2 separate regions of the Homo sapiens genome follow, and region 1 is linked to region 2. Evidence: chromatin contacts called from ENCODE Hi-C or POLR2A ChIA-PET data. All regions are on one chromosome and are shown on one strand. Each heading gives the region's core, a stretch centred on a gene start or an enhancer-like site at or near the end of the contact. The rest is flanking DNA. Distances are from core to core; before and after follow the strand shown.

Region 1 (3,118 bases), core at 542-3,041, 170 kb before region 2:
CTTTTTAAAGTATTTTAACAAGATTATCAAAATGCTTTCTGGTCCTTTTAGATTCCGGAAAAAAAAAAATACTATCTGTGGTGATGTTCCCTTGCTGCCACAGAATTTCCCTTTCTATAATTTATAACTTGGCAAGGCCAAGAGAGATTCATGCCCCATCCTTACCATTCTGCATGCTGTACCAAAAAAGGTGTTTTCATCAACACCATGTTGCTGCCTAATGCTAGGTTCGTATACTTTTGTGGTAAAAGAAAGTCGGGAATTCCTGTGTTCACTTGAAAAAAAAGCAGTAAAGGCCTATTATTGTTTTAATGGACTGACAACTCAGATGTATTTAAATACAGTCTTCCCATGTTAAAAACAAAAGTACTTAAAGTGTAGACATTCTTTTTTTATGCATCTGTGGGTCCTAAAGTGTGTGTTAGAAAAATGTCACCCAATAAACAGGCAGATAAATAAATTAATAGTGGGTTCCTGTTGGGATAAGTACCAGGAAGGAAAGAGAAAGTGTTGGAGGGCACAGAGGTAGGCTAGAGCTAGGGATTATAAATTTGGGGGTGGGGCATGTGGGCAAGAACTATGGGGTGGTGGTGTTGGTAACCAGGCCTGAGTGGTGTGAAGGAGCCATGCAGAGATCTGGGATGAGCATGTACCAGGCAGAGGGAGCAGAGTCTGCCTTCTAAAAGCTGACCTTTGCACTTGCAGCCTGACCCCTTTCTCTTTCCCCTCCAGCCATTGTCCCAGCCACGCTGAACTTCTGCCCTTTCACAGCTCTGTGCTTTTGCATAACTGCCTTTATCTGGAGTGCCCTTCATCTTCTTCCTGGAGTAAAGTCACACTCAGAACCCAGCTAAAGGCTGGGCCCAGTGGCTCACACCCATAATCCCAGCACTCTGGGAGGCCGAGGAGGGCGGATCACCTGAGGTCACGGGTTTGAGACCAGCCTGGCCAAAATGGCGAAACCCCATCTCTACTAAAAATACAAAAATGAGCTGGGTGTGGTGGCACGCGCCTGTAATCCCAGCTACTCGGGAGGCTGAAGTAGGAGAATCGCTTGAACCCAGGAGGTGGAGGTTGCAGTGAGCCAAGATCACGCCATTGCACTCCAGCCTGGAAGACAGAGCGAGACTCCATCTTAAAAACAAACAAACAAAAAAACCCAGCTGAAATGGCAGATATGACCCACCTTCCCACCCAGCTCCCAACCTTCCTCCTCAGGAAGAGCTGGGCTCTCTGACTGTGTTGTTTCCTCGGCACCATCCCTGTTTCTAATACAGCCCTTATTGATTTGAAAGGTAGGTGGTGTGCTTAAAAGTCTCCTCCCCCACTAACTGTAAGTCCCTAAGAACAGGGACTATGACTTGATCATCTCTGTAGTGCCAGGGCCTAGAACCTTGCCTGGGACAGGGTAGATGCTAACTCATTGTGGAGTGCATGAATGAATGAGGGAGAGAGGGAACGGGAGAAGGAGGGATGGAAGTAGGAATGAAGGGAGGCAGAGAACCAATGTAAAAATTTTTTTTGAACTCTGAAGCACACTGAGAAAAAGGCTCTAGAATGAAAAGTAAATTAAGATGACTTAAAAAATAATACCAGAGATGTTTCTATAAATTTAACTAGAATCCAACTGATTACTGTGGTCACTGGGATTCTATCAAGCCATAAATCAAACTGAAAGTTCACCTATGTCTCAAGGGTGGCAACCTTCCGAAAGTAGGAGTGGCTTGGCTTCGTTCTTTTAAGTTCATGTGTTTTCGATATTTTACATGTTTGGTGGCTTCGATTACAAGAATGCAAGCCTAAATCTACTTTCTGTATAACCACATCCCTTTAGCAGCCTGCATTAGCAAATCATACTCTGGGCCAGAAAAAGAGAAGCATACCAATATGCTTTCTTCCTCTTAAGCAGTCTTCACAGTTTTTCTAGGCTGAGGTCACATCTTTAAACTTCATAAAACATTACTGCCTGATTGTTGAGTGGGATGGGAAGGGAGCGTTTAATTCAGCACCTGCAAGCTGCAACTGCCAGCAGATTTCTGCATTCAGAGGCATTTTGGTGTTTGTGTATGCATAGGACAGAAGGAAGAAATAAGCAGGCCTTTATCAGTATGTTCTTTTCTAAAGATCATTACTAGATTTGACCAAAGTTCTCATAACTATATTTAACAGTCTATCAGTGCTTTCTTGAGTGTTTCCTTAATGCTAGTAAATTCTAACTCTCACAAATTCCCATGGGCTACAGCAGTGCCATCTGGAATTTAGTTCCTTTTACTAATCTGTGATTTAAACATCAGAAAGATATTGCCATAATTCCCAAATAAACACTTAACATGTGTGGGAAGGTTCAGGATAATGGGCCTTCTGATGACCTAATAAAAAATGAAGGTGGTAAAATCATAAGCCAAAAAAAAAAAAAGCAGCCAGAGCCCACAGAGAAGCAGAGATTATCAGCAGATTTGTGCAGAGAAATCTGCATTAGAGCAAAAGAATGCTACTCGGGGATGAAGTGGTGAAAAAGTGGGGAAAAAAACAACTCACTGGGGTTATAAGTCATGAGAAAATTTGACCTCAGAAGGGTCCCAAAAGAGAGGAACGTATTCTCTGGTTAGTCATTCTGATGAGCTGAGTTGAAAAGTTATTTCAGAAAAAATTTCTGAAGAAACTCAGAACTTTTGACATCCCGAAATACTAAGTAGGAATATTTGTGGAAATTTTTGCATTTTGTAGTTGATCCTTAGGAGCAGGAGACAATTGTGTAAACACACTGCAGGACTAGGACTCAGGATGACTTTCTTTAGAAGGAGGAAGAAGATGAAATGTGTGAGAATGACAGGATTTTCACAAGTTTAAGACCTTTCTCCAATTGAAACGAAAGATAAATTAGGGGAAAAGGCTGAAGTTTTTCATCTAGATTCAGAAATGCTTTCAAAAAGCAACACATTCTAAATCTATCTAAAGATGCCACATGATCTTGTCGAAACGGTAATTTGACAAATTATTTTTAACAACAAAAATACTCAAGTGCTACATGAACAATTCACCCCTTCATCGTTGAAGAGAACTGCTGGTTCTCAGCAGTCCTGCAAAACACCTCACTGGCATGAGAAGAGGTATTTAT
Region 2 (3,320 bases), core at 202-2,701:
ATGGTTTGGCTGTGTCCCCACTCAAATCTCATCTTGAATTGTAACTCCCACAATTCCCATGTGTCGTGGGAGGAACCTGGTGGGAGGTGATTGAATTATGGGGGCAGGTCTTTCCTGTGCTGTTCTTGTGATAATGAATGAGTCTCACAAGATTTGATGCTTTCAAAAAATGGGAGTTTGCCTGCACAAGCTCTCTCTTTTTGCCTGCTGCCATCCAAGTAAGATGTGACTTGCTCCTCCTTGCCTTCTGCCGTGATTGTGAGGCTTCCCCAGCCACGTGGAACTGTAAGTCCAATTAAACCTCTTTCTTTTGTAAATTGCCCAGTCTCGGGTATGTGTTTTCAGCAGTGTGAAAACGAACTAATACACTCCCTATTGTCTTTCTCAATTCCATTGCTTCTGCTATGGTTGGACATATTCATGACCCTATTTTATAGCTTCTCTTTCCGGGCAGACTTTCAGGTTGAGATCCTATGGCTTATTGCTCAAATCTCTTTTTAGTTCCCAATTAAAATTTCTGAAAGAATCTTATGGCCTTAGTCTTTTTGGGCAAAGCTTTGTTATCTGACTATATCATGGCTACTGACCAGCGTGTGGGGCAGGTACCTTTTCTCTCTGATTATTTCTTGGTGTTGGTAGGAGGATTGAAGAGGTGCCATATAGTTCAAAATATGGTCTTTCCTTTGGAGACATTTGGAAGTCCAGTTCTTCTCAGAAAGGGCTGTGGGAAGTATGGTGGCTCATGCCTGGAATCCCAGCACTTTGGGAAGTAGTGATGGGAGGCTCGCTTGAGCCCAGGAGTTCGAGACCAGCCTGGGCAATATAGTGAGACCTTGTCTCTACCAAAAGAAAAAAAAATGTGGGGGCAGGGGGTATGGAGATAGGATTACCATGGCAGGTATATCCAGCATATGTTGATGTAAGGATTGTTGATTTTTATTCACAGGGGGCTGAAGAACCGAAACTAAAATGGGAACACATCACAACCCTCATTGCAAGCCTCAGAGAATTTGTGAGATCCACTGACCGAAAAATCATAGCCACCACACTGTCAAAGCTGAAACTGGAGCTGGACTTCGACAGCCATGGCATTAGCCAAGTCCAGGTGGTACTCTTTGGTTTTCAAGATGCTGTAAGTATGATATTTTGCCAGTGTTTTCCCACACACTAAAATTAGTTAGAAAAATAAGATAAAACATAAGTTCTGTTATTTTTCTTTTAAAATTCCAGTGAACTCTATTCTTTTTGGATGAAAAATGTGAGATATTCGCCTCTCAGTGTGCTTCTAAGTATCTGATTTGTTGTTTTGTGTGTTTGCATTCCCCAAATTAAAAAACACATAAAACCAAATCACCATGGAAAATAACAAAATATTTCCCATGGCTGAACTTCGTTCTTATGAAATTATGTTGGGTCATTGTTTATTTTGACAACTTTAGCAACGTAACACACTTTAGTCATACATTTTCTAATGCTATATGAGAAATGCCATCTAGTGGCCATTGAGAAAAATTTAATAGTACAGATTGAAATGGTCACTGCTGAATAAAACCAGTTAATTTTTTTCCAGTTTTTCTCTAGTTTTCATATAGAACATTTTTAACATGTTTGTTTCATAAATACCTACTCTGTTCTAGCCAGAAGTATACTTTCAGAGTACAGAGCATCACTGATTAAAAATTAAAGCACATGATCTAATGAGAGATTGCTGAGAAGTCTTCTCTCCAAAATTGAGTTGCTATGCAACACAAACTAAAGCCAGTCTTCTGTACTGCATTCAGAACCCTCTGTGTTATTCTTGGGTGAGACTTATCTGTGGAACTCAGTGCCAAAAAAGCCTCAAGCCACCTCCAGGAGACCCTTAACAAGATGTGGGAGACTGAAATAAGAGGGTTCTTGATGGTGCTTGTGGTATAAATATGGAAGTATAATTTTATTTAAATTCCAAAATTAATTCAGCCCTAATGTGTGTATTGCTTCTTTGTAGAAAGTGTGTTGACAATTTTATTTGCAACATCAAATGATCCCCAATTTAAAGCCAAATTAGAATCCTTCAATAACTACTAGCATTCTCTGAGACACTGTGTAAGCCACTTGGTCTTTATGCTATATTGTGGGCAGGGACAAGAGTCCTGAGTTGATTGAGGGCATAAGAAATTAAAGCAACTGGCAAAGCCTATCACTAATATTAAATGCTAAAAGCATGCTTATGCTGCAACTAGGGAAACCCAACTGCCTGCAAGTAGAGTGAAATAATTTAGCTAATTTGCACTTGCCCACACATTTGGCCTCTAGCCTAGAGGTTGGAAAGCAAGTTTGCTGTAGAATTCAGACTGAGAGCTATTGGGTTGTACTCCTGGGCCTTGGGCCAGGTCAGACACACACACACACACACACACACACACACACACACACACACACACGTATACACACACGTGTACACATACACGCCTGCTCTTGCTCATTCACTGTCCAGGATGAGAATGAACCCAAAGTATGGGCCCTATGATGTAATTTGCTATGTAATAAAGAGCTGAGAGGAGCAGGTTATGGTTATAACAGATCCCTCTTCCACCTAATAAGAATGTAAATTTTTTTTTTTTTGAGATGGAGTCTCCCTCTGTTGGCTAGGCTGGAGTGCAGTGGCATGATCTCAGGTCACTGCAACCTCTGCCTCCCGGGTTCAAGCAATTCTTGTGCCTCAGCCTCCCGAGTAGCTGGAACTACAGGTGCCTGCCACCATGCCCAGCTAATTTTTGTATTTTTAGTAGAGATTGGGTTTTGCCATGTTGGCTAGGCTGGTCTTGAACTCCTGGCCTCAGGTGATCCGCCCGCATCGGACTCCCAAAGTGCTGGGATTACAGGGCGTGAGCCACCATGTCCAGCCAGTATGTAAATTTTTTAAAGAAATGAAGGTACCAGGACAAACTCAGCCTGGATGGATTTTCTAGAACAAGTGGGAACCTAGCAAGGGTTCATTTCCTGTGCAACTAGTACGATGAAGTCCTCAAACTGACTCTCTTCCAAACTAGGGGAGTTTGATGAAGATGGACCAAGGACAGGCATGAGCAACTGGAGCTCCAGCTCTTGACATGGGTTTGTGGCTGGGTCACCATCTCCCCAGCTGCAGTAGGGATGGTGATTAAATTTTTGGAATTTAAATAAAATTATACTTCCATAATCATACTATAGATACTCAGAGGTATCTAACCAGAGCCCTGTTGGGGAAATAGCCTCTTTTTTTAGAGGTCTGTGTAAGCCAGCAGGTAGTAGAGTTAACCCAAAATCTAAGTGAGCTTGTCATAGTCTTATGCTAAAAG

What was found. A loop is a pair of places that touch in the nucleus more often than their neighbours do. ChIA-PET counts read pairs that join two places held with the same protein, here RNA polymerase II (POLR2A). Pooled maps may share reads with other maps.
Region 1: a pooled map shows a loop between it and region 2 (2.6-fold over the local background). The contact joins two enhancer-like sites. A Hi-C loop is called at or near these places in 1 of 37 single-sample maps with no recorded cell type and 10 of 50 pooled maps. POLR2A ChIA-PET finds 5 or more read pairs at or near these places in 1 of 52 experiments (activated T-cell).

What each region holds. Positions count from the first base shown.
Region 1 is chr6:136,750,449-136,753,566 of GRCh38, reverse strand. All of the region lies in intron 1 of MAP3K5 (mitogen-activated protein kinase kinase kinase 5), which reads left to right. Among named protein-coding and RNA genes, the nearest start is that of MAP3K5-AS2, 32 kb to the left of the region's middle. RefSeq lists enhancers at 598-647, 1,840-1,939. Within about 2 kb of position 1,791, at least 11 of the 41 ENCODE cell types and tissues checked have a DNase peak (open chromatin) inside an H3K27ac peak, as active enhancers do.
Region 2 is chr6:136,581,367-136,584,686 of GRCh38, reverse strand. It overlaps MAP3K5 (mitogen-activated protein kinase kinase kinase 5), which reads left to right. Exons shown (of 30, transcript NM_005923.4): 24 at 947-1,132. Among named protein-coding and RNA genes, the nearest start is that of MAP7-AS1, 31 kb to the right of the region's middle. Within about 2 kb of position 1,451, at least 2 of the 41 ENCODE cell types and tissues checked have a DNase peak (open chromatin) inside an H3K27ac peak, as active enhancers do.